Regions from separate parts of the Mus musculus genome. Here region 1 is linked to region 2. Evidence: chromatin loops called from intact Hi-C (ENCODE). Cell type or tissue: gastrocnemius. All regions are shown on one strand. Links, peaks and the distances in the headings refer to the core of each region. The heading gives the core; the rest is flanking DNA.

The links. A loop is a pair of places that touch in the nucleus more often than their neighbours do. Peaks named below come from ENCODE experiments on the same cell type or tissue, not always from the same donor. Only the 100,000 strongest peaks of a DNase experiment are listed, where the experiment ranks them.
Region 1: a loop joins it to region 2, with 7 times the contacts of the local background. A loop is called at or near these places in 28 of 42 quality-filtered maps.

Annotation. Positions count from the first base shown.
Region 1 is chr2:70,772,489-70,789,069 of GRCm38, reverse strand. It overlaps Tlk1 (tousled-like kinase 1), which reads left to right. Exons shown (of 20, transcript NM_172664.3): 2 at 2,075-2,193. Among named protein-coding and RNA genes, the nearest start is that of Tlk1, 45 kb to the left of the region's middle. In gastrocnemius, for the core only: a CTCF peak has its summit at 9,227; DNase peaks (open chromatin) are centred at 8,673 and 9,248; H3K27ac peaks cover 427 bases.
Region 2 is chr2:71,031,555-71,048,135 of GRCm38, reverse strand. The region is part of intron 1 of Mettl8 (methyltransferase like 8); the gene reads left to right. Among named protein-coding and RNA genes, the nearest start is that of Mettl8, 16 kb to the left of the region's middle. In gastrocnemius, for the core only: a CTCF peak has its summit at 8,184 (motif pointing right); DNase peaks (open chromatin) are centred at 7,726 and 8,218; H3K4me3 peaks cover 257 bases; H3K27ac peaks cover 918 bases.

The DNA of each region.
Region 1 (16,581 bases), core at 4,910-12,909, 260 kb after region 2:
GTGGCCATTATTTGAGTTTTGCCCATGAAGTTTGTGGAAAACGTTTCTATTGTTATATAAATGTGTACAAGATTTTGCCTGCTAGCCCACAGAAATCAAAATACTTAGGATCTCTCTCTTTAAATTAAAAAAACCAAAAATGTTGGCAAATTTTTGACAGCAGAGATTTTCAGATACAGAGAGCTTACAGAGTCTTATGAAAATGCAGGAGTGATCTGAGCTGCAGGAGAGCACCTGAGAGTTTATGCTGATGGAGTGCTTTTAGCTGATAGGTTTAAGTTAGCTAACACATCTCTAGTGCTGTAGGTAGAGTTTTCAGGCACTGCCAGTGTATTTTTAAATCACCTGTTCTGTGCCTGGACCTGTACTGGGGCACTCATTCTCATGTATGTGTGTATGTGTATGTATATATGTGTGTGTGTGTATGTGTATATATGTATATATGTATGTATATATTCTTTAAAAAGTCTTTGAAAGTGTTAGAAATGTTGAAGTGAGGCATTCTTTAGTTTAATGCTTTCCCTTCAGATGCATATATGGGAAAGTTTACATCCTGGAAAATGTATGCATATACATACACAAGATCAGCAGGAAGTAAAATAACTTGTTACTGCTATCTGGTCCCGGACAAAGTAAGACCTGTTGTCTTTATCTTCCTAAAAGCCTGGTGTATTACCAACACCAGTTTGTCAGACCAAAAGAGAAGTATGGAACACTCAGATTGCTTTAGAAACATTTTTTCTTAGTCTTTTGCTTCTCTTTTCATTTGAAATGTCTCACACTAATCTTTAAATTTTTGATGAAGTTCAATTCATTAATTTTTAAAAATTAAAATATTTTATTGTAAAATCTATAATATAAATTTCTCCCTGTTTTCAAGGCCCTGAGGATTGACCCTAAGGCCCCATGTATGCTAGGAGAGTGCTCACTTATATAGTTGACTTATACTCACAATTAATGTGTTCTTCCCACCCCTTAATGCATTAGAACAGAGTTGACAATGCATAGGCCTCTTCTTTTTTCTTATGTTTTTGAGGTGAGCTATGCATAATATTCTCCAGATGTAATTGTTGTCTTGGAGGCTTACTGCTGAGTAAGTTCACTCTTTCTCTTTCTGAGCTCTGGTTGGCTGGTTCAGCTCAGCTGTTCTGGCCCAAACTCTTCTCCATACTGACTGATTCAAACTGGCTTTTCTGTTTCTGACTGAATTACTCTGCTTGGTCTCTTAATTTGATGCAGTCTGTGAATCTTCTGGCTCCTTCTCATTCCCTGGCTGTTCAGCCTGTCTCTGTAAATCTGGTAAAAGTGCCCCTCTGCCCTCACCCCTTTCCTTCTGCTCTCTTAAGCTGCCTCTCTTTCCTGTCTGTCCTCATGAGAGTTGTGTGTATCCTATCTCTGACTCATTCTGTCAAATCTTTCTCTGATCTGTCACTTTCAAACATGCTGCTTCTTTCTACAAACTAACTTTACCTTCATTGTTTGGGAATAAAGGTGTGTACTAAGGGCGTGTCTATATTCCAGCCAGAGGGATTAAAGGTGTGTGCTAAGGATATGTCTGTATTCCAGCTAGATCACACAGACCTAGAAGGTCTTCACATGTGATCCCTTGCCAGAGCAGCCTTGTTGCTGGATTAAAATTCCTCTACATGTGTAAGTAACCCATGCTGTCTAGAGCTCTTTGTGTAGCCTGGGCTAGCCTTGAACTTAGGGTCTTCCTGCCTTAGCCTCCTTAGGGTTAGGTTTGTAAGTATGTGCTACAACACCTGGCTTGTATAGGACTTCAGTTCTACAGTAGCCAAGTGTTTTGTGGACCATCTTTTATGTATGTGTGCGTGTTACTGTGCATGCTTGCTTGTTTGTGTGCGTACTGAACTGCGGTCAGAAGTATCAATCTATAAGATGTTTTGTTAAATGGAGTGCACATTTTATAAATTTGTAGTTTCTTAATCTTTTTAGAGTGTTCATTTGTAAATTTTGTACTATAGTCTCACTATATGTAATATATATACATATGTGTATGTGTGCACATATACATGTGTATGTGTTTGTTGTTTGCTTCTCTCTCTCTTCATAGGTGCAATGGATGAGCTTCACAGTCTGGACCCAAGAAGGCAAGAATTATTGGAAGCAAGATTTACTGGAGTTGCTACTGGGAGTACTGGGAGTACTGGGAGTTGCAGTGTTGGAGCAAAAGTGAGTAAAATTTTAATCTCATTTAAAGTCTGTGCTTCGTGTTAAGTGGTCTAGAACATATTTGGTGTTGAGATGGCTTGACCACCAGAGTTCAAGCCCCAGGACTCATGTTTGAAGTAGAGAACCAAGTCTTACAGATTGTCCATTGACCACCATAATATGTGCTTCGGCCCCCACAATACAAAGCACTAAAACTACAGAGTATGTTTTGTGTAGGAGCTATATACATGCTTAATGGCAAAGTGTTGCTTTTTATGATTTTTATATTGTGTAGAAGTTAGTGTTTAGAAACCTGATTTCTTTTTATTTGCTCTGCAGAAGATCTCTATATAAATGGAGTTTTGTTTGGCAATTCTTGCTATTATTTCTTGACTGACCAAAAGGTCCTTGCCTATGCCTGTTTATATGGAAGGAATATAAACCTGCTTTACCTGTAGCAGTTTCTAAGTGTGATGTCTTACATGGAATCCTTTTCTCTGTTTTGAACTGAGTTTTGAACAGAGAGAGGGGGACCTAGTTTCCCACCAAGTTTGAATAGATTGTCTTTCTCTCCAACATGAATTTTTAGCACCTTTGTTGAAGATCACTTGGCTGGACCCATGTGGGTTTCTTTGTCTTCTGCTGTGTTGATCTGTGCGTGTTAGTCTTAGTAGCATGCTCTGTCTGTTACATGTCTGGTATATATTTGAAATCAGTACTATGATACCTCCATCCTTGCTCTTTTTTTTTTTTTTTCATTTAACTCTTTGGCTTCTTGATGTCATTAATATTTCTATGTGAGTTGTAGCATTTCTTTTTCTGTTTCTGTCAATAATTTACTTGACTTGTGATGGAGGATTGTGTTGAGTCTATAGATTGTGTTTGGTAATATAACATTTTTACAATATTATACTAGCCCTTGGGCTCTATCTTGTAGTGACTCCAACTTGTCTATAATGTTTTAAGGCTTTCATTGTAATTTTTTATTTCCTTGGTTAGAAATCTGTTTATCATTTATTTATCTATATGTATCTCTCTATCTGCGTGCACGTACACACATTTTTTAAATGTGCTGTCCCATCATGAATTTCCTTCTTATTATATGTCATTGATATAAGCTATTGGTTTTTGTATGTAGAACATGTATCCTAATACTTTGCTCAAAGTCTATCAAATCTAAGAGCTTTCTGGAGGCTTTAAGAGTCCCTATAAGAATGGAAACATATTATCTGTAAACAACTGTGATTAGAATGAGTTCCTTTCCTATCTTGGCCCCGTTGTTTCTTGTTCGTGTCTTACAACTGATTAATAATTCAAGTACCATACTGAATGAGAGTGAAGGAGTGGAAACCTGACTTGTTCCTGATTTTAGAGGAAAGACTTAGTTTTTTCTGTTTCATTATAATGTTTTGTCATCAGCCTTTATAATGTTGCAGTTTGATCCCCTTTGCTGCTAAGTTGTTCAGCATTGGTCATGAAAGGATGTTAAGCTTTGTCCAAAGACTTTTCCACATCTGTTGAGACAGCTGTGATTCTGTCCCTGGGTCTGTTCACATGCTGCCTTACATCTTCTGATTAGTGTGTGTTAAGTCATCCTTTATCCTTCTTGGGGTAATTTTGTGTTTCTTACTTTGAGAAACTGCCAAGTTGTTTTCTAACTGTTCTTTACCCTCTTAGCAGTGTACAGGGATATGGTTTCTCCATCCCTGTCAGGATTTGGTTACTATCTCTTCTAATACAGCATTTTGGTTGGTGTACAAAGCAACACCAATAGTGCTCTGTTTTACCTTTCCCTGTTGACCAGGGATGCTGTACTTTCCCCATACACCTGCTTACCATTGATGTATGTCTTCTCTGATGGAGTATCTGCTCAAATCCTTGGTTTTAAGTCTGGTTGCTTTTAAATCTTGAGTTAGAAAGGTTCTTGTATGTGATGGATGGGTAATAGACCTTTGTATGATAAATAATTTACAGAGGTTTCTCCCATTCTTTGGGTATTTTATCTGAGAAACTTGCATAGTTGTGTCACAGAATGTATACTTTTTGCTGAGAACTGTTGAGGACTGAGTGTGTTATGCCCTTCGCAGGCTCGGGTGCTGAATGCTTGGTCCCAGCTGGTGGTGCTGTTTGGGAGATTTGAGGAGATGAGGTTTACTTAGCTGGAGGAATGAGGTACTAAAGGGTGAGCCTTTGAAAGAGTTAACACTTCCTCTGCCCCTTTCCGTCTCTGCTTTCCTTTGTCTCTTCTTCATGTTCCCTCTGTGATGCTATTGCCAAATGCATGAAACCATGTGATGAAACCTTCAGGCAAACCAAATAATTCTTCTCTTTAAAGTGTTTTCCCTGGTCATAAAATGAACCCAGAAAGATGTTTATAGTTTTAGCCCCTACATTCAGGTCTTGGATTATTTTAAACACATATATGCATATGCGTGCACATACATACTCACACGCACATGTGTACGCACATTCAGTGTATGTACCTGTGCTTATCTAGTTGTTTGTAACCAGCCATAAATGTGTGAGTTGGTTTCTCTACACTTAGTTCTCTGTTGATCTATACACAATACCACACACTTCAGTGTAGCTAGTGATACCTTTTAAAACTGGAAGTGTGCTTTTGCCAACTCAGTTCTTGTTTAAGATTATTTTGGGTATCCTGAGTCTCTTTATTTCAGTTTGACTTTCAGAACCAGTGGGTCACCTAATAGAAACAAAAGCAAACAAACAAACAAAAAACTAACTGGAGTTTTAGTAGAAGTCTTAGGTAAATGTTTAGACCAGTGTAAGTATTTGGAGCTTTAGGAAGTTGTCTCGTCTATACCTTACATCTGTTTAGGTCTTTTTTCTTTCAATGATGTTTTATTACTTTTGTTATATAACTTTCATTTGTTTGAACTTGTGCGTTTTTCTTTCTCACAGTAGTATAAAGGTACTGAATTTTGTTTTTTTCCTCTTCTAATGAAATTGTTCTCTTCACTCATTTCAGGTGTTTATTGCTATTGAATAAAAAGTACAATTGAGTTTTGTGCATGGCTCTTGTTGAACTTGAAGTACAACCTAGTTGACCTTACTGATTAGCTCTGCTAGTTTTATCAAAAGCGGTAAGCGTTTGAGGTTACTCAGTGTTCCTGTGTACATGATGCTGTAGGGAAAAGAGCAGCTCGTGTCAGTTGTCACGCCTCCTTCCTGGCACTGACCTTCTTTACCATAGGTTTGGCCAAAGGAACAGGCTGAGCTTCAGTTTCCTTGTCCGTTGTGAGGTGAGTCACTTTTATATCCCCTGTCGTTCTGCCCTTACTTTCTTGATTAACCATTGCACCTGTTACCGTAGCCCACAGCTCCCCTCTTAAGGAACAGACAGGGAGGGAGCCAAGTCACACCATCATAGCCGCTGCTTCATTTTACGTTGAATTATCCCCGCAGGCATAGTCAGTCTGGAATGTGTGCACTTAGGATATCATTTCCTAGTTTGGTGGGTTTTCTAGAAGACACATCTGATTGCATACTATCCTTCTTAGAAACTCTTCAATGGTCTCACATAGGTCCCAACCTTTGATTGCTGCCTTTTCTTGTAGCCCACTTTTATGCTTCTCCCTCCATTTTTCATCACATTTACACTTTTCTTTAGTCAAACAAGCTGGTTTCTTAAACAGGCGGGTTTCCTGTCTTTTCTTTTAAGCGTGCAGTTGGCCTTGTTTCATCCCGGAACCCTTCTGTCATCAGACTGAGGCAGCATCTTGAGAGTGTTTCTCTGACTACGTGATTGCCCAAATACAAATTTGGGGTACCCGAGCATACTTACATCACATGTTAATTATTTATTTTCTACTAGACTACTAGAATGTTGGGAACCAAAAGACTTGCGTATTTTAATTTGAGTGATGAAATAACTTAAGAGTTCAGAACAGGGCTGGAGATGGCTCAGTGGTTAAAAGCACTGACCGATCTTCAAAGGGCCTGTGTTTGATTCCTAGCATACACATGGAAGCTCATAACAGTCTGTGGTTCCAGTATTAGGAGCTCGGATGCCCTTTTCTGTCCTCTGTGGGCAGGCATGCAAGTGATGCACAGACATGTGCAGGCAGAACACACCTATATGTTAAATAAAAGTAATTTTTCAAACTTAAAAAAATAGAAATCAGAGTAGTGTGCCTGACTCTGATTTGGTTTGGGGAAAAGTGGAAATGAAGTTTATTTAGGGTAGTTTTATTTTGTGGTTTTCTTTTCCTTCCCTTGTACTGGATGTTAAAGCTAGGGCCTTGTACATGCTAGACAAGGACTCTGCCCAGAGTAATGTATGCCCAGCCCAAAAAATTTGTTTTGAGACTTGAATTTATCCTAGAAAGGATTAGGAAAAATACTTGAATTGCACCTGGAGTTAGTACAGAATTATAGTCTTCTAACCCTGCTCATTCTGTTCCTGGTGTCCAGAGCCAGCAAGGTGTCTGGAAACGAAAATAGTGCCAGGGTTTGATTAACTAATAATAACCTTCACCTCCAAGCTGATGATATCAGATGAGAATAAAAATCACAGTTGTATATTTCATATGTGTATGTGCATAGGGAATCCAGGGTCTTTCACATGGTAGTCTAGGGAATCCAGGGTCTTTCACATGGTAGTCGAGCTATCTACATTCAAGATATCTGCCCAGCATCCTCAGCATACATATTAAAGGACTTCGTGTGTAAGCTTTCATTTAATATTCCTGGTTTGCAGACAGAATTCTATACCTGCTTTAGATATCTTATAATTTTTCTAATAATAGCCAGAGTAGAATAGGCACAGCTGCGAACTTGTATGTATATATACTTGGTTTTGCCCATTTATCATCTAGTTCATGGGAGTTAATAGGGTTGTTAGAATATTTTGTTTTTTTTTTTTTTTTTTTTTTTTTTTTTTTTTTTTTTTTTTTTTTTTTTTTTTTTTTTTTTTTTTTAAAGATTTATTTATTTATTATATGTAAGTACACTGTAGCTGTCTTCAGACACTCCAGAAGAGGGCATCAGATCTCATTACGGGTGGTTGTGAGCCACCATGTGGTTGCTGGGATTTGAACTTTGGACCTTCGGAAGAGCAGTCGGGTGCTCTTACCCACTGAGCCATCTCACCAGCCCCCAGAATATTTTGTAAATTAAACCTTCATTTCAAAAAATTCTGTTAAAATATAAACGTGATGGATTCCTTTCCTTTCCTTTCCTTTCCTTTCCTTTCCTTTCCTTTCCTTTCCTTTCCTTTTGTTGTTTTTCTGAGATAGGATTTCTCTGTGTAGCCTTGGTTTTCCTGGAACTAGCTCTATAGATCAGGCTGACCTTGAACCCAGCACCTGCCTCTGCCTCCTGAGTGCTGGGATTAAAGGGCTGCACCTCTATGGCCAGCAGTGAACTAAAGACGTCTAAGGGAATGGGAGCATATGGCAGCGGGCTCTTGTTTTTATAGGTGCTGACTGAAACCTAAGCTGCTGAATTTACTGTTTGGAATTAATTGAAAACTAAGAATACAATAATAGATGAGTAATTTGCAGCTAGCAGAGCTAAGAACAGAATATCAATGCCTATTGAAATTGAGGATGGGAACCAAAGCCCAGTCCATTTTACAATTTTGTCTAGAACTAGTATTAGTCGAACTACCTGTTAGATGCTAAGATGAACAAGTCAACTTGTCTAAATTCATGATTTCGTTATCTTTTGTCCACTCCAGATTTTTTGCCAAACCATTTTGAAGTGATTTACATTTTATACTAGTTACTGGACTTTATTTGAAAAAAAAAGAGGCGAGTTTGCTGTTTATGGAAGGGAAAAGATTTTGTAGCTCGTGGGACAATTCACTGAATGGTTCTGAGGCTGAGAAAATGAGACTTGGACAAGGCAGGGCAACTTTGGCCAACAGAACTGTTTCCCTTCTGATTGTGGTGGTCTTAAGGGAAGCCAGCCCATGAAGCAACACCTTTCTCCTCCACCCCATGCTTATGTCTCTCTGAGAGCCTAAGCTCTCCATCTGTGGATCACCCCATGGTAAACCTCTGTCTCCAAAAATATTCACATTTGTGGGCCTGTGTACCAAAGGCTTTCCAAGGAGATCTCTGGCCCGGCCAGAGCAGCCCTGCACTGAGTCGGTTTGGGTTGGGCTGACAAGAGGCTGACTAGCCAGTGAGGAGTGTGGCGGAGCTTCAGGCAGAGCTTCGGGAGAGCAGACCTCTTCCTAAGTGTTACAGCTCTTAGGACAGAAGGCTTGGATGACCAAGTAGTTCTCTCATGCCTTTAATCCTTCCGGATAGGATTCTTATATACAGTTTTGGGGTGGGTAAGGGTCTGTCTGGCAGCAGGTACTTCTCATTGGTTTTGTCTGAGAGCTTTGGGGAAACCTTATTTGCATGTGGGAGGGCTCGGTGCGGCTCCTACATGACTGATGGCCACATACCTCTCTGTGGGGGGCTGGGGAGGCTGTAGCTACCTACTGATAGGAGCCAGGGACCCAGGAGGCATGGCAGAACACCTGCTGTCCCATGCAGGTGGAAATCACCCCCCACTGGGTCACTGGGGTTCCAGACTTTTGCTAGACTGGGGACCAGGTTGTCTGTGCACAGCCCACCACCCCACACACATTATGATCCATAACAGTAGCAAGATTACAGTTATGGAATCATGAAAATAATGTTATGATTGGGGGTGACCACAGCATGAGGAGCAGTGGTAAAGGGTCTGAGCATTAGGAAAGGTTGAGGCTGACTGTTTCTAGGGAAAGAGCTGATTGGCTTCGTTGCTGATTGCTTTTGGTTGTGTTTTCTCTTGTGTTTTTAGCTATAGGCATGGGTCAGGAGTGTGTATGAGAAGGCTCTTTACAGTGTCTGTAGTACACCAAAAATGTAAGGCAGCACAAAACAAATAACCTGATGCTTGCCTACTCAAAGTCCCAGTGGAGGTTGAGTACCTAAGATAGGAAGGGTTAATTGTGTTTGATATCATAAGACTTAAGTTTTGAATTAAAAATTTGAGACAGTGCTTTTTAGGGAGTCAATTTATATTAGATTAGCATGGTTAGATGGGGGCATCTATTGGTGAAGTACAGTACTGCATTCAGTTCTTCACCTCTGCCCCTGAGTTTTCATAGGGTCTGTGTAGCTGCATTTGGAGAACTTCTTACAGGGCCAAGTAGTTAATGTCATATGAATTCTGCCACAGTGCTTTACTTCATTCTGACATGGCACTCAAATAGCCATAGACCAACTGTCATTCAGTGTGTAGTTGGTTACATTCCAGCGAAACTTTGTTAAAATAGGTGATGGGTTAGAGTTTGATGTTCCCTTGTCTCCTGCAGATATTCCCAATAGGATTTTATGGGATAGAATGGCCTTTAATATTTTATGGTCTGATTTATGCTTATTAGCTACATAAGGACTCCTAACAAGTAATTTTCTATTTGTTTAATCTTAAGTGTGAGTGTGTGCATACTTGTGCTATGTGGCATGCCTGTGGGAAAGCCAGAGGATAACTTTGGGAGTTGATCTCTCTTTCTTATTTATTTATTCATTTATTTATTTATTTATTTATTATATGTAAGTACACTGTAGCTGCCTTCAGACACTCCAGAAGAGGGTGCCAGATCTTGCTACGGATGGTTGTGAGCCACCATGTGGTTGCTGGGAATTGAACTCAGGACCTTCAGAAGAGCAGTCAGTGCTCTTAACCGCTGAGCCATCTCTCCAGCCCCTTGATCTCTCTTTCTATCCAAGAAGACATAAAATGTGGAGGCATTTAAATGAAGAAGCAAATTCTTAAAATTTAGTTTTAGTAGTTTCGGCTTAAAAAATTGTACCTGCTAGTTATGATTCCTCAGAGATTATCAGTGAAAGCTTTACAGAATTACACATCAGTAGCTGTCATGGAAATGCAAATCAGAACTGTGATGGGATATTATCTTACCCTCATCAGAATGGCTATTCCAAAATAGCAGAAATAACATGCAGGCCATGATGGGAACAAAAAGAAAGTCTTAGTCACTGCCTGTGGGAATGCAAATTAGGGTGGCCATTATGTAAATCAGAGGAGATTCTTCAGAAAAACTAAGTCTATAGGATGAAATAGCTGTCTTGCTTCTAGAATATACCCAAGGGAAATGAAGTCAGTATATCAGAGATAAAAAAAAATACAAAGAAGTACTTTTCAATGATAAATGTGAAATCTCAGGGCTGGAGAGATTGCTCAGTGGTTAAGAACCCTAGCTACTCCACCAGAGGACCCAGGTTCAGTTCCTAGCACTTGGGCATGGCAGTTCACAATCTTGTATAACTCTAGTTCAAGAAGATCTGACACCATCTTCTGGTTCCCTTGAGGACTGCACACTTGGTACAAAACAAAGATATGCACTCACCACTCATCCACTTAAAATGAAAATAAATCTTAAAAAAAAAAGAGGACTGTTGATGGCTCAGTGGTTAAGAGAACTAGCTGCTTTTCCAGAGGACCTGGGTTGGATTCCCAGTACCCAAATGGTGGCTCACAGCTGCCTGTAACTCTAGTGTCAGAGAAACTGATGTTTTCTTCTGAACATTTTGGTGCACATACAATAAGCTGGCAGGCGCCATTTTAAAAGATAAAAACATTTGCCATTTGTGTCAAAACTGGCAGAACTAGAGGACACTGTTGGGTGAAATAAGCCAGGTGCAGAAGAACAAGTATTACACGCTCTGTGTTTTGTGGAAAGAACTACTTAGATATCTCAAGGTAAGATACTAAAGTAAGGGGAGAGGGAAGAGTAAAGGATGGACTGGGAAGGACTTGCAGCCATCTGTTCTGTGCTTTGTATGGAACTATGAGAAAGGAGCTGGAACAGGTGATCAGAGCTGGAAGTGATAACTACCCTGATTTAACTGGCATGTATTGAGTTACAGCGTTGTACCCATAAATATGTTACTTTAAGTAAAAACAAAATATGTAAGTGTCTTAGTCAGGGTTTCTATTCCTGCACAAACATGACTAAGAAGCAAGTTGGGGAGGAAAGGATTTATTCACCTTACACTTCCACATTGCTGTTCATCACCAAAGGAAGTCAGGACTGGAACTCAACCAGGTCAGAAAGCAGGAGCTGATGCAGATGGAGGGATGTTCTTTATTGACTTGCTTCCCTTGGCTTGCTCAGCTTGCTTTCTTATAGAACCCAAGACTACCAGCCCAGGGATGGCAGCACCCACAATGGGCCCTTTCCTCGTGATCACTAATTGAGAAAATGCCTTACAACTGGATCTCATGGAGGCATTTCCTCAACTGAAACTCCTTTCACTGGGATAACTCCAGCTTGTGTCAAGTTGACACACAAAATCAGCCAGTACAATAAGTAATTTTTAAAAAGCCTCTTATAGAAAGGTGTTATATTGGGGTTAGGAAAAGCAATTTTTTTTACAATATACCCAAGTGTATTTTTATTAAGATCAATTATGGAACAATAATGTACTTAAACTATCATACTATTTCAAAATATTCTGTATATAGAGAGCTTATAGATTACCTCTATTTAGTTACAGTATGGTTATTTAATAAAATGTTTTAAAGACCTAGCTGCAATCTTATTTTTAAAACCAAAGACCAAAAGTATTAAGTAAACCATTTCATGGCACAGGGTACTGTTAACATATGGAAAAAATATATATATATTAATTCTGACATAGAAGGTAAAGTTAAGAATATTTGTGAAGACATTGATAGTTTCTGTTTTTTTTTATCTTTTTTTTTTTTTTGAAATTGCTAGTTTTACTATCCAAGGAATCTGTACTAAGACTTGACATTCAAATAATTGACCTTAAATAGGAATACCTAAAGCCAGGTGCTGTGGTTTATGTCTGTAATCCAAGCACCTGAGAGGATAGGCAGGTCAACTCTCTATTATAGTCAATATAGTGGTGACGAGCCATTGAAATGAATAGCAGAGCTCAAAAGTTGCCCTCCCAGTACATAGAGAATGACCCATTATGTTTGCTTACACAGCTTGCTTGGTTACATGACTCAGCACAGCCACTCGTATTGGAATAAAGATTATACTCATGATTGTTACAGAAGAAAAATCACAAAGAATTGAGAAATGAGGGTACACTTGGTCATACCTCTTCATTCCAAAATTAATAATATTTTTACTTATCAACAAGTGAAAGGTAAATTTTTGAAAAGATATTCTGTAAAAAAGCACAAAAATTATAAGATACTTCAGCATGAACCCAACAAGACTTGACAATTTCACCAAGGGCTATAAAATGCAGAAAAATCCAGAAGATGCCTGAATGAATGAGAGCTGCAGTACTTAGGAAGAAGTGGAAAGTCTCAGCACTCCAGGGCTTAGCACAGCTAGAAGTTTGCCTGTAGGGTAGCGCACACAGTGTCTGCTAAACATTACAGTATTTGAAGAAGGTAAAAATTAATAAACATCCAAAATTTATATCAAAATGTAAAGGTAAACATACCAAAATAAAGATACAAGCATGATAATGTGCTTATAAATCCAAGGCCAGGTGATTCTAGGTGACTTGCCAAGATAGTATTAAGACAGTACAAAGCTGGGGGAGTTGTACTATTAAATGCCAAGAAATATGGTAAATTAAGACAGTGTGATACCAGCACAAAAGGAGGAAGAAATTAACAAAACAAATAGAGTCTAACAGCAGATCCATTACACACTGACGTATTGTAGAAGGTGAGGAGTTAACTATGAAATCAGCCAGTCTTCTACTTTTACAGAAATACACGGCCTGCCTTCATCTAATTTTGATAGTATTTAGGACTTTAATTTATGGTTAAGTTATTATTTCAGTGCTTACAGTTTTCACTATAAATTTATTCATAGCTGAACTTAATGGCTCCATTATTACATATCTGTTGTAAAGCCTTTTGTTTTTTACACAGTTAACAGTTATTTACTAGGTTAGGATAGCTATCCAGGAACTCCTCAGCAGAGAGTGCAGGCAGCATTTTAAAACACTAATTATTCTCCCCTCCTTTCCTTTGTTCTTTTACTCTCTCCCCTGAAGTACTTCATGTGTTCTGAGGCTATTTGCTCTGTTCCCCTGGGGAGTGCATTTTCCTAGAATCTTTCTCTAACCCTGAGTATTCATTTCCAATTGATTTTTGTTTGAGCTCCTATTCCTGTATCTCTTATCTTGTGTCTCTTGGGTTGTTTCCTTGTTTTGGTGGGATATATTCTCCAGTCACTTCTTTGGAAAGGAGCATGGTAAATGTTTTGAAACCTTGCATATTTTCTTCCTGTAATTTGTTGTTGTTCATTTATGTGTCAGTTGAATTCTAAGTTGGAAATCATTTTTCTCCCATCTGAAGCATTGTTCGGTTGTTTTCTAGTTTCCGTTACTGCTTATCCCTCTCGTACCATTCTGATTCCTGATCCTTGGGAAGCATTTTAGGACCTTGTCTTTCTCTAGCATTTATCTTCATTAAACGTGCCTTGAGCCTGCTTGGCTCAGTAAAAGTATTCTTCCATTTTAAAGGTTTCTTTCTTTACTTAAAAAATACTTATTTTGTTTTTAATTATGTGTATTGTGGTTATGTGCACATTAATATAGGTACTTATAGGGGCCAAAAGAGGGCATTGGATCCTCAGGAGCTGGAGTTGCAGGATGTTTTGAACCATCCAACATGTGTGCTGGGAAGTAAATCGTATTCTCTGCAACAGCAGTGTGCGCCACTGAGCCATTTCTTCAGGCCTTCTCATTTATAATTCATTCTTTCCAGGTCTAGGAAACTTTGATTTGTCGTAATTGTCCTCATAGTCATCATCATTACTACCCTTCCCTCCCTTCTTCCCCCTCATTCTCATAGTCACCATTATCTTCCCACCCTCCCATTATCATCTTCCCTCCTCCCTCATTCCCCTCCCTAGCGCCCCCTACCCCACCCCATCTCCTCCCTTTCCTCCTTCTCCCTCTCCTGTCTTTATCTGGACTAGAAACTTTCACAGTCTAGTTTTTTTACATCCTTTTGGTTTCTTTTAGAGAAGGTTTCTTTAGTTTCTTTTTTTAAAAAACTTGCATGTTTCAATGCTTTGCTTATATGTGAGTATACCATGTACGTGTCAGATACCATGAACTGGACTTAGAGACAGTTGTGAGCAACCATGTGAGTATGGGGAACAGAACCTAGGCCCTCTGGAAGAACAGTCCATACTCTTAACCATGACCATCTCTCCAGCTCCTCTTTCAGCTACTTGTATCTGTGTTGCTGCTGCTGTTATAATTATTAATTTCACTTCTGTTTTCATTTTACATTGTCAGGGTAGTTTTCCTTTTTCTTTTTATATTTTCTTTCCTTACCTGGGTGAACTATAACTGATTCTTTTTTTGAAAAATTTTCAGTTGCGTGTGTGTGTGTGTGTGTGTGTGTGTGTGTGTGTGTGTGTGTACTGGCTGGTTTTGTGTGTCAACTTGACACAGGCTGGAGTTATGACAGAGAAAAGAGCTTCAGTTGAGGAAATGCCTCCATGAGATCCAGCTGTAAGGCATTTTCTCAATTAGTGAATAAGGGGGAGAGGCCCCTTGTGGGTGGTGCCATCTCTGGGCTGGTAGTCTTGGTTCTATAAGAGAGCAGGCTGAGCAAGCCAGGGGAAGCAAGCCATTAACATCCCTCCGTGGCCTCTGCATCAGCTCCTGCTTCCTGACCTGCTTGAGTTCCAGTCCTGACTTCCTTTGGTGATGAACAGCAATGTGGAAGTGTAAGCTGAATAAACCCTTTCCTCCCCAACTGCTTCTTGGACATGATGTTTGTGCAGGAATAGAAACCCTGACTAAGACAGTCTGTCACACAGAGAGAGACAGACAGACAGACAGGCAACACTTGTGTATGGTCAGAAGACTGAACTCAGGTTGTCAGGCTTAGTGCCAGCATCTTTGCCCACTGAGTGACCTCTCCAGTTCTCAAGATTTTCCCCTTCTCCGTCTCAGAGATTTTACTTTGATGAGCCTAGGTGTATTTTTTCTTTTTTTGCCTTGCTTGGGGAGAAAGAGTGACCTCTTCGCCAAGTTCCAGAATATTCATTCTTTCGAACCCCTTGCTCGTTTGTCTCTCCTGTGACCAATTGCATGTAAGTCAGATCGCTTACTGGTTTGGATATCTCTCTGCCCTTCTGCACCCTATTGTTACACCCATAGAGTGGAGCTTTCAAGTTCTGGAGTTCAATTTGTCTCTTGTCTAGTTTTTATTTCCCTGCTGAAATTCCAGTTTGGTTATTTCTTACAAGTATATTTCAACTTGTCATTTTTGAACAGGTCTGTAGCTACTTTGAGGCATCTTACTTATTGACTCCAGTGTCTCTGTCAGAATGATGGGATGTGTTCTGGAGAGTGTTGACTTTTTTAGAGACGGTCCCCATGCACAGCAAGCAGTTTACCAACTGAGGCAGCCCTCTTCTGACCTCTTATCTGGATATTTCTTTTCCTTTATTACTATTGTACTATTGGGTTCCTTTTAATTTCACACCTGGTAGTATACATCAGGACAGTGCCCAGCCACTGGCATCACATTTCTGCTCTTGACTTACCTTAGACAACTAAGAGTTTGCTCTTAATACAGATCAGGTACTAGCTATAGGCATGTGGGCGCAACTGACATACAAAATTCTGGATTTCTTCTTTGTGCTTCTTTATTTTTGGCATACTTCTTTCTTTAAAGCTGCTGTGGCATCCAGAAACCATTTCTTTCTAAGTAGTAAAACTGCAGATTTTGATCCAGCTTGTAGTTGCTCTGGGGCATTTCTTATCCAGTTCAAATCCAGGACCATATTAGTTTTATTTGAATCTGTGTCCTGAGAATTATGGCTCTTGAGGACATAGTGAAATTAGAGTATCCCAATAAATAATTGTTTATTTAGCCTTTATCAGTAAACAAATAATATTCCTGTTTTCCCTCAGTGATTGGATGTTCAGGTCTTCATTGTGGTTATCTGAGCAAGTAGTTCCTGAGTGTGTTCAGACTACAGTCACTATCCTAAAAATCACTTTCACTGGATGTAAAATGCCGTGCTCACAATAGCTTTCCTTAAATGTTTTCTCCTGGCATAAAGCACACAAAGCCTTTAGGAAACTTGGTTGTTCTTTTGAATTGCTATTCACAGGTACGTGTTATGTTTTCCCAGTCATTTGTAAATTGAAATATTTTCAGGGAACACTCCTTGAATTATAATTGTATTACTTTCTCCTTTCAGTAGTCTTTATGTAATTCTTTTCCCTCTGTTAAATCTCTAGTGCCTCCCTATTTGCTTCCCCTCATCCTGTTCACTCAGCTCATGAGGTAGCTCAGTGGGTGGAGGGCCTTGTTGCCAAGCACCTGAACCCACACGATGGACAGAGCGGACTCCTGCAGGTTGTCCTTATCCTTCATACAGGAACTCACAAGCAAAACAAATAAGTCTAATAAATG
Region 2 (16,581 bases), core at 4,433-12,432:
CCCATTACAGATGGTTGTGAGCCACCATCTGGTTGCTGGGAATTGAACTCAGGTCTCCTGGAAGAGCAGTCAGTGCTCTTAACCTCTGAGCCATTTCTCCAGCCCTTAATATCATATTTTTTTATTACGTATTTTCCTCAATTACATTTCCAATGCTATCCCAAAAGTCCCCCACACCCCCCCCACTTCCCTACCCACCCAATATCATATTTTTAGTAAATGTTATAAATACATATGTACATATATGTTTGTTTTGCTTTCTTGTAACAGGAACTCATTATGAAGTTCTTGGGTCTCAAACTTAGCCTTCCAGCCATGTGGGATTACAGGCATGTACTGCCATGCCTGGCTAAAAAGTATGGTCCAAATTTGATCAACATTTTGTTTTATTTTGTAATGTATTTAGTGTGTGTATGTGTGTGTGTGTACACTTGCCATTGTGTATGTTCGGAGGCAAAAGACAAGTTTACAGGGTGTGTTCTCTTCTCCCACTTTGTGGGTTCCAGGGATCAAATTCTGATCATCAGGCTTGGTAGCAAATGCCTTTACCTGCTGAGCCAGCTTGCTGGCCCAATTGGATTTTTTTTTAATATTACACTTGTTTTGAGAAGATAAACATGCATAGGTCTTCTGTAACCTTGTCAGACTTCCTCTTTAATTGTAATAATGGTTGCTGTTGGTGTCCGAAGTTTTTTTCCAATGTTGATTTCTCTCCGGAAATTGTGACAATTTTGTTAATTCTCTGCCCTTTGTCTTTCATCTTTATTTCCCCTTTTACTGTCTTGACCCAAATTTGCAGATGAGTTTCTACTCTGGTAACAATAATGATAATTCACTCTAGTATTTATAAAGAGAGTAGCTACAACTGAGAATAACGTTTCATTTTCTCTGCCAGTTAAAGTTAAAAGACAGGAAAAACCTCAAGTGCAGCTGGTAGCAGCAGAGAAACCTCAAGACACACCAACAGGATGGGGTCAAAATTGGCAGATGAAGAAAGGCTTGTATTGGGAGTTAGGAAACACATTCATGTCGTGGACACAGAGAAAAGGACCCTCTGTCACTCAGGAGAGCTGAGATGTCTAGTCTCTTCCCAAGGACCGGGGTTTAAAATCTCTGAAGGGTCTTCCTCCCTGACTTAAGAGTTGGTCAGTTTGAAGAACACAGGACCGCTGATTGGCTTACAACCATTGTGTAAACATGTCCTGATCTGCCAAGATCTCCCTTCCTGCCTGCTGGAGCATCTGTGTAACTCTTAGTCCCTTAACACTGCAGGTTGCTGACGGCTCATCTTTTATCAGGTTAATAAAATTCTCTCTTGTTTCCTATTGGCTACATGTTTTGTTTATCTGATCAACTAGGCATTGAATGTTATCAGCGCTTTCTGTGTATATGCTACTGTGGTCTATGACTTTTTCTCTCTATTTTGATAATGTGGTAACGTTAGAGTTAAATGACTTCATTTAGGTAAATACGGTGACATATTTTGTTTTTGTGCATTGTGGGCTTTGGGTTCCTGCTGGCTCCAGTGCTCAATCAGCTCTGAAATTTTGGTTTCTGAACATTTCTTTCTGGCTTTCTGGCTCAGTGATGTATGTTGTTAACATAATATCTATTTTTTGCTTGTTTACACAGCACTTGTGGGGGGTGCAGCATAGCAAAAAGGCTTCTGAGGTGTCGAGTTCACCAAGTTTCCAGAACTACATTCCATTTCCTCGTTTAGTCAACAAAGAATAGAATCTAAATGACCCTCTGAGCCCCTTCAACACTGCGCAAGCAATCCCACTCGAACGGCTGCAAAGGAGTGTGTAGTTGGAAGAGCCTCATAGCAGGAGTGTAAGGCATGTTGTTGTGACAGCAGCTCACTTACTGAGACCTTGACTGAGTCATCTGCTGAGTGGATACTTCAGGACTGAAGTGAGATCACAGATGCTCACAGATCCAAGCATCACGTAAGGGCAAAGGATGAGATGCAAATGTGATACACAGTGCACTCTGTTAGAGAAAGGACATCAGGGGCAGAAAGGGTTTAGCACACTGGGGACTGTTCTTTTTAGGGTGATAAACTATTTTATCTAAAACTATAATGATGGTGTGTTTCAGAAACTAGGATCCTTACATTCCAGAGAGAGGAGGGGAGGGGAAGAAGGGCGAGTAGGGGAGGGAGGAGGGGGAGAGGAAGAGGTAGCATGCACTAGGATCAAACCCAATCTCTTGTATATACTACATACTCTGTCACTGAGCTATGCCTCTGGCCCTGGGTCAAAGCTTAAGGTATATATAAGCTAGGGAGAGTAAGGACAGAATGCATGAGGAAAGAATTTAAGTATTTATACATATATGCAATGTGGCTGGGAACGTGTAGCTTAAGGACAGAACACTTGCCTAGCAGGTACAAGGTCTTGAGTTCCATCCCCAGGGCTATACACTACCGCCTATCCACAGAACAGCAGCGAAGTCCAGAGAAACAGAAGCATACACTGGTTCTCCTGCAAGGGGCCAGGAGAAGAGCACTGATGTGAGCAGCTCTGTAATACTGGAGGTAGTGTCATGGTTGCTGGGGAGACACAGATGGTACTGCCGTAAATTCCCTTACCAGTAGGGACTTCCACTCAGATACAGCAGAATCCTTGACTACACTGTGAGAGCAGCCGGAGTAAGGCAAAGTTCAAATTTCATTAAGATAAGAGAGTGTGCACACTTTAAATTTAAATGCAGACATTAGAAAGATTTGTACATTTTGGTGTCTCTAATGGCTCTGTATGTGATTCTATGGGCTTCTAAATTGTTCAAGGGGTGTAATTTATAACAGTTTGAAGATTAATTAGGCAAAGCTTAAAATTTAAGTAGAGTTTAAATAAGTAAAAATGGGCTAAGTGTTGGCAGGCAGTTCTTTGAGAGTTCAAGGCTTGCCTCATCTACATAATGAGCTCCAGGCCAACCTGGGCTAAATAGTGAGACCCTGTCTCAAAAGATACACACACACACACACACACACACCTCTTAAGTATATTTCTTATATTCTTAAAGAATTTCCTTTTATAAATGAAATTGTAAGATGTTTTAGGGGTTTATGGCTGAGAGACAGATACTAATACTGGTTTGTTTGTTTTTTTTTGGTGGTGGTGGGTTTTTTTTTTTTTTTTTTTTTTTTTTTTGTGTGTGTGTGTGTATAGCCAAGGTTTCACTTTGTAGCCCTGGCTGTCCTGGAACTTACTCTGTTGACCAGGCTGATCTCAAACTCAGAGATCTGCCTGCCTCTGCCCTGAGTACTGGCATGCGCCACCACCACCCGGCAGTACTAATACTGCTAAAGTCAAGGTTATATTTGGCCCTAAGTAAGTAGTTTGTTGATTTTAACATCCTTGTCTGACCAGTTTTTTGAAAAGGCAATGTTGAGTCAGTAGGAACCTGATTCCCAGCCAATAGGAAAGGCAAGCTAACTTCAGGGTGAGGGCCTTCTTTCCCATCTCACATCCTCTTATGTCTTTCCCTGGCTTTCTAGATTGCTTCTGTTCGAGGTGACAACAGAAGCCGTTCTTCCGTGGACATTGGAATTGAACAATTAGTGATTAGGTGGAGGTGATGAGAACAGAGTTTCTTATGATCAGAGTGGAAAGATTTAGGTGAGAAAATAGGGGAGCTAGCTCGATGCCTCTAGTCATTAGGGTCAGGGACGCTGCTGCTGCTAGAAGTGAAGAGAGAGAGAATGGTAGGTTTCAACATTGTTATGTTAGAAAAGAGTGGCAGCGTCATAGAAGGAAGCTGACCTGAGGTTACCCTTCAGAACGAGAAACAGACTCAGGGCCAAAGACAGCCAAGACCAGGCCTTGAAATGGGAAAGCATTAGAAGAAGAGAGAGCCATCGTGTATAGCCAGATGGAAGACCTAAAGAGACAGACCCTTCAGCTCTGAACACAAGAGGGAGTTTCTGACACTTGTAGGGTTTTTTTTGGAGGGGGATGGGAAAGAGGGCAATAAGTTCCATACCCCATGATGCAGCCTGGCCTAGCCTATGTGAGAGGAGTCACAAGGCAGGAAGGCACAGTTAAAAATGAAGCCATGATTCAAAATTGCCTTGGTCTTGGGCAGCAAGGGAGACATTTGGCTTGATTTTTCCCAACCTGCAGTCAGTGCTTTTTTTGAGAGGAGAGACTGAAGAGGACATAGCCTGACCTGTGAGGCAGCAGCTCTCCCTCGAGCAGGTTCAACTTCTGGTTTGGTGGAGATGTAGATGTGTATATATGTAAACACTTATAGGCATAGATGGGAATCTGGTTGCTTGCTTGCGTATGTACATGTATTTGCCTGCTTTGCCAACCAAGAGGGTACAGAAGCAAAGACAGAGTAGCAAAGAGCACACTCCCTCAGCACCCAGACTCCAATAAAAGGAAAAAGGCTATTTGGAGAAACGGCTGGTTGTAGTGTTGGATCGAGAATAAATATGATGAGCTTGTAGCATCCTGCAATATCAGGGCGTATAAAGTGCTAAAAACAGAAGCATAATGATGGAGGTATATCAAAGGGTGTGTGTGTGCGCGTGTGTACACGTATGTGTGTGCTTATGAAAGGCAGATGTTGACTTTAATGTTCTTCTCTATTTTAGTTAGGTTTCTATTGCTGTGACAAAACACCATGACCAAGAGGAACTTAGAGAGGAAAGGGTTTATTTATTTCAGCTTAAAACTTTCTGGTCACAATCTATTGCAGAAAGAAGTCAGGTCAGGATCTGAAGGGAGGAACCTAAAGCAAAGGCCATGGAGAGGTGCTGCTTACTGGCTTGCTCAGCCTGCTTTCTTAAAGTACCCAGGACCACCAGCCTAAGGGTAGCGCCACCCATAGTGAACTGGGTCCTCAACCATCCATCTTCAGTCCAAAAAACGCACCACAGGCCAATCTGGTGGGGGCATTTTCTCAGTTGAGCTTCCCTCTTCCCAAATGACTAGCCTGTGTCATTGATAGTAAACTAGCCTCTATCACACTCTATGTTTTGAAACAGGGTTTCCCTCTTGCTGTTTTGGCTACGTGGACTGGCCAGCATGTCCCCAGGATCCACAAGTCTCTGTCCACCGAGCTCTGGGCCTACAGACTTGCACCTGCGTACCCACATTTTACGTAGGGGCTGGAGATCGAAGCTCAGGTCCTCATGCATACACCTCAAATACTTAACCACTGACTCATCTCCTCCGCCCCAGCTCCCACTTCCTTTTGGTTTTTAAATTCCTATGTTTTATTTGAAGGGAATAGCCCAGTATCCTAGTGTGGCCTTTCCCCATCCCTTTTCTGGTCTGTCTTTTAAAAATGTTTTTAAATAGCATAATTATTAGACGTAATAACGAGTTTCATTGAGCCAATTTCATGTACCCACATGATGTACTTTATCCACATTCACCCCCATCCCTCCCTCCATGGCTGCGGATCCTTTTCTCTTCCCAACCACAAGCCTCCCTGCACCTTCAGTGGCTTTTGTTTTAACCCAGGAAGTTTGATTAGTGGTGTTACAAGAGTATGGGTGTCCCACCACTGAAGAAAATGTCTTTCTCCCCACTGATCATGAGCTGTGTATAAATACTCAAGGAAGAGTGTGGGGTCCTGTGAGCCCCTCCCCTCCCGTGACACAGCGTTGACCAGGCTGATGTTGTGCACATGTTGTGCAGATAATCCCAGCTACTGTGAGTTCAAAGCTGCAGTTGCCATGTTGTGCCTAAGTTCAGCATACCACACCGCTCCCAGTAACTTCAGGCTCTTAAAATCTGTCCATCCCTTACTCTGCAGTTTTCCTGAGCCTTAATGGTGGCGGTGGAGTGGGATTCAACTCTCCCACTTAAATATTATATTGATTATTAAAATGGAAGTGACGTGGCGGTTAGAAAACAACTTGGTGGAGTTGGGTTTCCTTTTTCACCTTTGTGTGTGATCCAGGGATCAAACTGAGGTCACCAGGCATACACAGCAAGCGCCTTTCTGCCGAGCCATGTCACCAGCCCTGGGAGTCCCACTATGACTGGACATTCAGCAGTCATTTATTCTCAGCACGTTGACCCGTTAAGGGCCTGAGCTGCCCTCTGACTGTGCAAAAAGAAACTTCTCCGACCGAAGCTGACACCAGCATTAATGTGAGTGCAAACCATAGAGGTTTCTTTTAAAAAAACAGTACAAGTGGGGAATGGAGGGGGAGTGACACCACAGTAAAGGAACTCATCTGACTGCTTCAGCCGGCAATCACGGTTATCAGCTGTGACAGCCATATTGACAGCAGTGCCTCCGGTGGGATGTGTCATTGTACCTAGTATGTGTTAAGGCCTGGGTTCACTCCCCAGCCCCAAACAGTCCCCAGCAAACCTCATACCCTTACTGTAGTCCTAAGAAAAAATGATAAATGTCCACCAATGACATTCTGCAAAATACCCACGCCTCAAAACACAGGGTCCTCGAAATACAAGTCTCACTTTTAAGAAACAGACCCGGAAGACATGGCAGCCAGTTGTAATGTGGCATCCCAGCTGGGATTCTGGGAGAGAAAAAGGACCTGAGGGTGGGGGTGGGAAGAAGGAAGGAAACTGGACTGAAGTATGAAGAAGTTTATAATAATGTATTCTACTGTTGTCAGTGGTAACAAATGCACCAGGATGATTCAAGAGCCGAACAGGGGAAGCTCTGGCACGTGAGCAGGAACTCTGTATATCTATCTGTAGAGCGGTTCTAGACTGTTATTTAAACTTGTGGAGCAGTTATATAAAGTTTAAATAAGTTACTTCGAGGTCTAAGTGAGATGATAGCAGGATGAAACGATTTAGAGCAGTGTGTGGTAATATATACAGATTCTGTTTACCATCACCACCTTGTTCTTTAGCTTAGGGCATCTTTGTGGTTACAGCTGAATCTCACTGCCTTGCTCTTCTGCATATCGGTTTTGGGGTTAGCATGTCAACAGAGCGGTATCCCCAATGCTGTATTCTTAAAGGAGGAAACAGCAAGACTGTAAAGATTCATGAGAAAGCAAGGCCAGAACTTAAGAACCCCTCCCTTTTTAAAAATGTATATGAGTGTTGTACTTGCATGTATGTCTGCGTACCATGTGTGTGCCTAGAGCCTAGGTTGGTGACAGGAAGGTCTTAGATCCCCTAGAACTGGAGTTATGGATGCTGTAAGCCACCATGTAGGTGCTGGGAACTGAACTCATATCATCTGCAAGAATAAGTGCACCTTACCTCTGAGCCATCTCTCCAGTGTGAAAGTTCTTAACTTTAGTTTCCTGCTTTGCAAGAGGCAGTGACTGAGCGATGCCAAAGCCACGAGCCTGGCAGGGGCTTCTTTCTAAGCGCATAGACGGCTGCAATAAGATCCTGAAGTTGACGTTTTGGGTTTTAGCATATTTCTGATTAAGATCCTGGTTGTTTGTTTGCTTGTTCGTTTGATTTTGGATTTGCTGTTTTGCTGTTTGCTTGTTTCTTTGCTTTTTGAAACAGGGTCTCTCTGTGTAGCCCTGGCTGTCCTGAAACCCACTCTGTCGACCAGGCTGGCCTCCATCTCAGAGATCTGCCTGCCTCTGCCTCCCAAGTGCTAGGATTAAAGATGTGCGCCACCATACCTGGCAAGGTGTCCTATTTTTTTGTTTTGGTTTTTGACTCAGTATCTCAGGTATGTGGCACTGACTGGTGTGAAACTCACCTTTGTAGTCCAGGCTGGCCTTGAACTTGCAGCAGACTTCCTTCCTTTACCATCCAAGTGCAGGTGTGAGCTGGAACTCAGTGCCAGGCATGTGAGGCCAGGCCCTTTTCCTGATGAGCCATCTTATCAGCCCTTTTTCCTTTTTTTTTTTTTTTTTAATTTTTGAGGCCAAGGCTCAACTATGTAGCCCTGGCTGGCCTGGAGCTCAGGATCCTTCTTCAGCCGCTGGAATCCTGTGGTTATCAGTGTGGTACGCCATGCTTGGTTTCTTTATGATGCTTTCTTATTACTACTCTAAGTTAGTACACCAAGTCCCACAATGTCTCTGATGGAATATATTCACCGAGCAGCTTCAATTTGATATTTCTGTTTGGTATGAAGAACGAAAGCAATGTTTTAGTCAGGAATTGTCTTTTTCAGCAAGCAGTTCCAAGAACCAGTTCCCAAATTCCTCACTGAAAACCAAAAGGCAAATAAAATGCCTGTGATTGGGAAGTTGTCTCTCTGGAGATGCCCAGCAGAGGGCGGGAGAGCTTTCCCGGGGCTGGCTTCCGCTTCCTTGCAAGACTGGGCAGACCTGACTAGGGCCATCTGTGTTTGCAGTCTGATGATTAACAAGTACTAGAAATGAACCGAGCGTGGTGCATCAGAACCACAGTTGCTAAATGAGGAGAGAAAACGCTATAATGCCAAGTGGCCGTGTAGAGCTGTGGTCAGTAGAGCACAGGAGGGGAGGGAGGAGCAAGCGGGATGCAGGCAGGTGTCCCATGCCTGGTACCAACCAACCAAACACAGGGACTGTAGCTACAATGTCATGGGAAGCGTTTAATGATATAAAGCGTTAACTATCCCTATTTGATATATAATAATTTTGTGTATAGTTTTGTGTGTATAATTTTGAAGGAAAAACAAAAAGGCAAGGTGGCAAATGCCTGCTATGGTTGGTGAATAGGAGAAGTTTCTAGATCACTGGAATTTGACATCCTAATGGGGCTTCAGAAACCTTTCTAGAGAGAATGCCACCTAGTGCCCGGGCTAACTGCTTCCCCCTCCTTCTCTCCACTCATGGTTATTATACAGAACTTGTATACTTTGTAATTTTAAAAATAATTGTTCTGTACGTAAAAAGGTATTTCGAGAATATTTTTGTTGTTGTTCTTTGAGAGGCGGAGACAGGAGGATGAGTTCAAAACCAGCCTTTGCTACATTGCAATTTTGAGGCCAGCCTGGGTTACCTAAGACCCTATCTCAAAACAAACAGTCCAACAAACAAGCAAACCCAGGAAGGAACATTTCAAGGCTCATTGAGCTCATCTGTGAGCCTGAGTTAAGGTCCATCATCCTAGACAGTACCTGCGCGTGCGCGCAAGCATATGTGTGTGCGAGGTCCAGCAGAGGAGACCATTCATAAGGCTTTGTTCCTTCTTCTCTCCCCTACTCAGACAATGTTTTTCTATATTAATAAGTTTAAGGTTTTGGCAGCGTTTTGCATGGATGCTTGGTTTTCCTCTCTATAGATATGCATTTAATAATTTAATCAGCACTTTTATAAAAATAACTATTTATACTTTCCAGCATATGTACAAACAGTGCTGTGACAAATATTTAACATATTCTGATTATTTTACAGAACATCTTTCTAAAAATAAAATTTTCTATCATGTGTTGGTATGGTGGTGCGTACATTTAATCCCCGCACTATGGAGCCAGAGCCAGAGGCCTAAGCCAACTTCTGAGAGTTCAACACCAGCCTGAGCTACACAGAGAGTTCCAGGCCAGCCTGGGCTACATAGAGACCCCTCTCCCCCCAAATCTGGAAATAATCCGACAGAGTTATTGATTTGTTTTGTAGGTGGAGCAAAGCTTTTTCCACCCTGAGTGTGGTTTTTCGTCTTAATATTATGGAAAATATTAGTTCATCAATTAGTTGGTCCTCCAAATGTTGACAGATTTAATTGTTCAAAAATAAAAAGTATTTTACCCTTAGCATAGCAATGCACAAGTACTAGAAAGCTGCTACCTCCCACTGGTTGACACACGTTTACTAGAATTTTATTTTATTTATTTATTTGCCTAAATGCTTGAATTCTATCAAAGACAATGTATGGTGTCTGTTATTTTCCTGACAGGCATACTTTGATTATTTTTTTGGAAAATGATAAAGTAAAAATTGTGCTCCAGGAAGACACTTTTTATGGCTTCATTAAAGAGATGTGTGAGTATCTGGCTCCCCTGAGAGTATACAGTTAGTGAAGGAGACAGTGGCTCTCAGTGTGATTTGTTGCCTCTGCTTTGGTTGAGGCCAGCCTGCTGTCACTATGGCCATATTATCTGTACACCATCAATGGACTACGGCAATTAGCAAAAGGTAAACAGCATATTAATGTTATTATGATAAAAACAAAAACAAAAACAACCTTAGCCGGGTGTGGTGGCGCACACCTTTAATCCCAGCACTCGGGAGGCAGTGGCAGGCGGATTTCTGAGTTCGAGGCCAGCCTGGTCTACAGAGTGAGTTCCAGGACAGCCAGGGCTATACAGAGAAACCCTGTCTTGAAAAAAAAAAACAAAAAACAAAACAAAAACTAAAAACTCCCTGACCTCTGAAGATCCTTCGTGGGTAAGTGGAGGCCTTTGGGGACCACATGAGAACCTGAGCTCTTAGTGGCTCACAGAACCCATTCTTTCACCTAAGAGTGGCTTGGGGATCATTTGTGACTCAGTTCCTGTGAAACCTGAGAGTGTGGGTCTTGGGGGGAGGGTGTGAGAAAGTTCCTCATTCCTAAAAAGGGACGGAAGAAAGAAGTGGTCCTTTTCTTTCTCGGGAGGCGCCGTGTCAGTGTGAGAGCTGGAACTGCTGCACCCATTTTGTAACCAACAAGGGCACTCAGCCTCAGGGTACAGAAATCTCCAAAGGCGTGCGGTCAGTGGGGTAAACATTTCCCAATGGCACTTCAGGACATCAGCATATTTTTACTGAGGTCATCATTCCTAGTTGTTTTCTAAGCATTCCTTATGTTTGGTAATAAAAGTGGTGGCGCACGCCTTTAATCCCAGCACTCAGGAGGCAGAGGCAGGTGGATTTCTGAGTTCGAGGCCAGCCTGGTCTACAAAGTGAGTTCCAGGACAGCCAGGGCTACACAGAGAAACCCTGTCTCAAAACACACACATACACACAAACCAAAAAAAAACAAAAAAACAAAAAAACAAAAACCCATCCTAATAGTCTGCAAATATCCCCACCATCCTTGATAACATTCCCGAAATCTTTTCTCATGCATTTTATGAGTGTGCAGGTCCATGCACCTGTGTGTGTGTATGTGCAGATATATCACTCTCTCCCTTATTGCCTTGAGACAGGGTCTCTCACTGAACCTGAAGGCTGCTGTTTCCTCCGCTGACAGTCCAGTAAGCTGTCTGCTGTCTTCTGCCTGGGATTTCAGGCGCACACAGCTATGCTGGCCTTTCACCTGGGGTTTAACTTCATCTTCCCACTGTCGGAGCAAGGGCCCTTACCACTGAGCTGTCTGCTCAGCCCTGTTGTGTCTGTCTTTTCATGTGTTATAGTTTAGGATCATGTTTAAAAGATTTTTTTTCCTCCCCACTTTTTAGAAATATTTGTAATTTCTCTAAGCCTATTAAGGTATATTAGGAGCTGGAGAGAAGGCTCAGAGGTTAAGAGCACTGGCTGCTCTTCCTCAGGTCCTGAGTTCAATTCCCAGCACCCACATGGCAGCTCACAACCATCTGTAATGGTTGCCCTCTTCTGGCATGTAGGCATATGTGCAGACAGAACACTCAAATATATAAATCGCTTTAAAAATATATATGTGTATATCTTTTAAAAATGTTATTTATTTATTTTGATGGAGGGGTGTGTCTGTGTGCCCTGGCACAGATGTGCAGGTCGGAGAACAGCTTGCAGGAACCAGTTCTTTCCTACCATGCAGGTCCCAGAGATGGAACTGGGACTATTGACTAGTGGAGCCTTCACTGCCTTAAGACGTGATTGCTTTATGTTCAGAGTGTAATTTGTCCGCAGTTTTGATGTTCCATGTGGAGCAGAGAGAGACTATTTCTCCCAAATGGCAGGTAGCCCATTTTCTTAATGTACTTCTTTGAATAAGCCATTTCTATCTAATCCACTGACTCAAAATACTAGCTATTACAGGCAGACTTTTTATATGTATTTTGATCAGTTTCTGGGCTTCCTAAATCTCTTGCTTTTGCTGTGGCATTAGAGACATGGCCTGGACTGGCTGGTTTTAGAGGATGCTACTCGGCCTGGCAGAGAAGCACACTCTCACTGCACCGCCCAGAAGCCCTGCTGGGTCTTGCCACATTGCCCCTCTCCCCTCTAATGTTCTCTTGGCACTTCTGTATGCTTGTCCCCCCCCCCCCAATGAACCTAATTTACTTACACTACTTGTTCAGATTCCCCCCAAAACACTTTCAGAATTTTGACTGGGATTACTGTAATTTTATAGATGATTTTTGAGAAAATTTACCTTTTTCTCTCTCTTCTACAGCCATGAATCTTTACCTCCAGAAGTTCACATACTGTCTCTTCATTAAAGTACTCACTCATGTCATTCTGTGGAGTAAAGTAGCTTTCTTTTACCAATCCTGTATGCTATTTCTTGGTTGGATTTGTAAAGATCTTGCCCTGCCTGCTGTGTGTGCGAGAGTACATGCATGTGAGCGTGTGCATGAATTCGTGTGTGTGTGTGTGTGTGTGTATTTAAAGAACCTGCCTCTGCCTCCTGAGTGCTGGGATTAAAGGCGTACACTGAAGAACATTTTTAAACACACTCAGCTCAAAATGGCTTCCTCAAGCAGAGGCGCACAGTGGTGTGGTGTCACAGTATGCACTGTGAGGTAGATTTATAAGCTATAACTGTTGAAGGCTGTTTAAGGAACCTACCAGAAACTTTTACCTTAATGAACCTGGTCTCTGGAGCTGGTTTCTTTGGGAATCTGCAGCAACAACTCAGAAAACAAAGGATATTGTCCTAGTGCCAAGAGCTTGCCCAGGTTGACAGTATGGAAGAGAGGACTAGCCTGCTGGGAGCAGCTCCGGAAATGGTCTTTCAAAGCTACCCCGTTATTATTGGGGGAGATCGTAATGTCTTGATATGACTTATTCAAAGGGATGCTTGCTGTGGTCACAGATACAGTTTGGTTAAGCAGCAAGCACGCCCACTGTGTTGTCGGGCAGCAGGGAGATGGCTGACAGGTGTTAGGTTTTGTTGTTGTTATTGTTGTTTTAAAAGAAGCATCATTTAATCAGATTGTTTCTGTGTTAAATAAGATTCAAGTTGCCCCAGGCAGTATGGATTGGCAGGGTTTCAGCTATCTGGGAAGATGAAATTTGCCAGCTTTCTAAGGCCATTTGAAATAAACAAACACATTTCTTTTCATCCACATTATGGATTTAAAAAGCATGTGTGAACTAGCCTGGTATCTTAATTACCACTTCAAATGCTCCTGTGGAGAATGTGCTTCTTGGAGTGTAGTTGTAGCCGCGTTGGTGTAGGAGTCGTTGCCTAGTGTGCGCGAGGCTCTGGGTTCGATCCCCGGCCCACTTGAAGTGGGAATGGGGCTATGGGAACTTGAAAGTGGCTAAGTGCTGGGTCATCCTTAGCTACATGCAGTTTTAGGCCAGCCTCAAGTAGAAGACCCTCTCAAGGAGGAAAGGGAAAAAAGTGCTTGTGAGCCTTTTGCTGTCTTACTTTTGGAATAAGCCCACTCATAGGCTGGAGATTACTAAGACATCTGTATATAAGATAAAAATGGAACTAACAATCTCATTATCTGTCATGACATTTTTATTCATGGAAGTTTCCAAACGTTTTTTTTGTCTGCAGTGCTAGAGATTAAGCCAAGACCCCTCTGTGCCCAGCAGGCATTCCACCAACCAGGGTTACAGGGCCCCAGCCCTAAGCTATCCACAAATGTACTAGTCGGGTTTTTAGCTTATATGGTTTCTTGGGCTAAAGTGTCTTATGTGTCCATGGCTATATTCTTCCATGCCTTGGTTCGTGGGCATCATTTCAAATGTGACCTTTCAGAATGGCCCGGAAGGTGTCTGTGAGGACAACGCCTCCTCCCTCAGATGCTGGCACAGCCAGTGTGTTACAAGTATTCTGGGAGACCAGAGCATGTTCATCTGTATGGCTGCATTCCCAGCTCAGAGCCTCTATTCAGAAGACTCTCAGGGGATCTCTGATAAGATGCTTCGTCCTCCTCTGTATTATTCAGTTCTGCCCCTCCCCTCCCACCAGCTTCAGCCGACTATAATAGGCCTTTATTTTTCCAGGCTCCTTAACTATTTTCTCATCTATGCGAGACCCACCTGGTCTTCACCCGGTGCTGTTCCTCAGGGGAACCGGAACACAAGCAGCTGCGTCCTCCCTCTGTTTCTGCCCGCACTGTTGCAGCAAGAGACTTGGTATTACTGTCAGTTTGACTTGTCCCAACTGAGCCCTTCAACACCGAATTACTCGCAGGGGTTGGTAGGGATTAATTATTCATTAATTTTATTGTGTTTCTTTCTCTTCTTCAAGCATTAAGGGGCATCCTTTAAAAATGTTCTGGTGGGGTGGCTGGAAGGAAAAGGTGTTTGAACCAAACCTAATGATCTTGGTTCAGTTTCTGGAACCCACACGGTAAGAGAGAACTTCCTCAAGTTTCCTTCTGAGCTCTCTCTATGTGTGTGTGTGTATTTATACATACACACACACACACACACATATATATACATATATATGTATATATACATTCATATTCTCTCTCTCATGAGTGTGTGCACTCTAAACAAAATTGTTTTAAAAAGAACGAACTCCATTTTACACGTGAACCTCTAGGCTTCAGTACAGTAAGTAGTGGGGCTGATCCTGTCATCAGCTTTAGCATTCTTTCCCAGCCCAGTGTGTTGCTGGCTTGGGAAGTTGGGACTCCATAGAGCTCTTTAAGCTAAGAAGCTTCCTGGTGAAGAGCTTGGTTCGATAGCCACAGAGCCCTGTGGACATTCTAAGGAGAGCCAAACTGACGCTAGCCATGGTGACATTTGGCTAGCATCAGACGCCTGCCACGAACCCAGCACTATGCCTATCCCTCCTGGAAGCCTCCTGTATTTTGAAAACACCATATTGGCCACATTTATTAAAGAAAATCAAAATGATCAAAGTATCATGCCGGAAGTTGTGGAGTGACAGTGACAGACCCCAGATGCAGCTCAACCCACACTCTTCACCACATCAAGCACCACTTCCCAAGAGTCCTCCCGTGCTCCTGCCCAACTTGGAGTAGTTGACTGCTAAGGAGAACTAAGAGTAGAACCTTCTGGAACAGAATCTCCTGACACCATATTTATTCCTCAATGCTGAGAAGTAAGGGACTGTTACAAGAAAAAAAAGACCAAAAACCAAAAAACCAAAACATTCTCAGCTTCCTGGGTTGACGTAAAATGTGTTTACTATGTTGTCTGTGAACACAAATCTAGGTATGTGCTCTTTGTGCACAGAGCGCCTATTCAGCCATAAAACTGGAATAAGTACAAACACTACGACAAAACCAATAAAACTCAAACTAACAGCATTATACTGTGACTGCTGTTTTTCCAGGGAAGCTAAATTGCAGCTCTCATTATAAACAAGGCCATGGCCATCACCACACAGGTTCTTTTGACCCTGGCCCATCTGTGCTGTTGTGTGCTGTGTGTCTGCTCAATTCCCTCACCGCCTTTCTCTGTTCAGAGTACTGCGGAATCTTTTTACAGTGCACTGTGTTCTCAGATGCATCATTTACATATTACATCTGTGCTGCTTGTTGCCGACAAGATCATAAATGCAAACACAGGCGCTGAAACCAAGCAGCGGTTACACGTGTGCTCGTGTTGATTTGGCTTTCAGATTATTATCATAATAAAAACCCAGCGACATCATCATGGAACCCTTGTTTGACAAAACCTACTTGAGAAGGCGTGCCAGTGGGGAAACTTTACCGCCGGCTGCCTTGCAGAAGAGGGAAGTAAGGTGGTGAATGGGAGCCCAGCTTTGAGCTTTTCTCCCTGCCCAAGTGTTTCCTTTTCATAGGTGTTTGTGGCTTTGTGGTCTTAGCTATGGTTAAGAATCTCTCACTCAAAACAGCATGTCCCTCTCACTGTTAGTGTTACTGCTTTTGTTACTAGGAGACACAGGGTAGCCAATTTAGAAGGCTCAGTTACTAAACAGTTCCTCCTGTCTGTTTCGGCCCCTTATTTCTGTTAAACCTGGGCTGCCACCACATCAAGTCTATCAACCACGTGCGCCTCTTTCACGTGTTCCTTTATCGCTTGTTTACTTATTTTCAGTGCTGGGGAACGAATTTGACCTTGAACGTGCTGGATAAATGCCCCACCACTGAACTACATCCCCAGCTTTCAGAGATTGAGACAGAGTGCAGGGTCTTCTGACCAGCCTGAGTTTCATAGTGAGACTTTGTATCAAATGGGAGTGAGAGATAACAGAAAGATGAAGCTGATTTAAATAACTGTGGGAATGTGTTGGCTCAATGGGGTGAGGAGACAGAGGCAGGACTGGTTCCAGTGACAATCCATCTACGGGATCCAGGGGACATAGCTTCTCATCGCCTTCTTAGTTTTCTGTACTCATAATTGCCTTTCAGCTTGAATTTATATCATGCTCTGCTAAGGCCAAGTCCATCTGTATGAAACATGAGTGTTCTCTTGCCATTCTAGTTCCTGACCCATTTGAAACCTCATGAGCACATTCTTAAAAAAAAAAAAACAAAAAACAATTCTCCTCTCATATATTAATTACATCCTGACCACAGTTTCTCCCCCATCCTCTCCTCCCAGCTCCCCTGCCACCTCCCCTCCTCCCCAGATCTACTCCTCTTCCATTTCCCTTC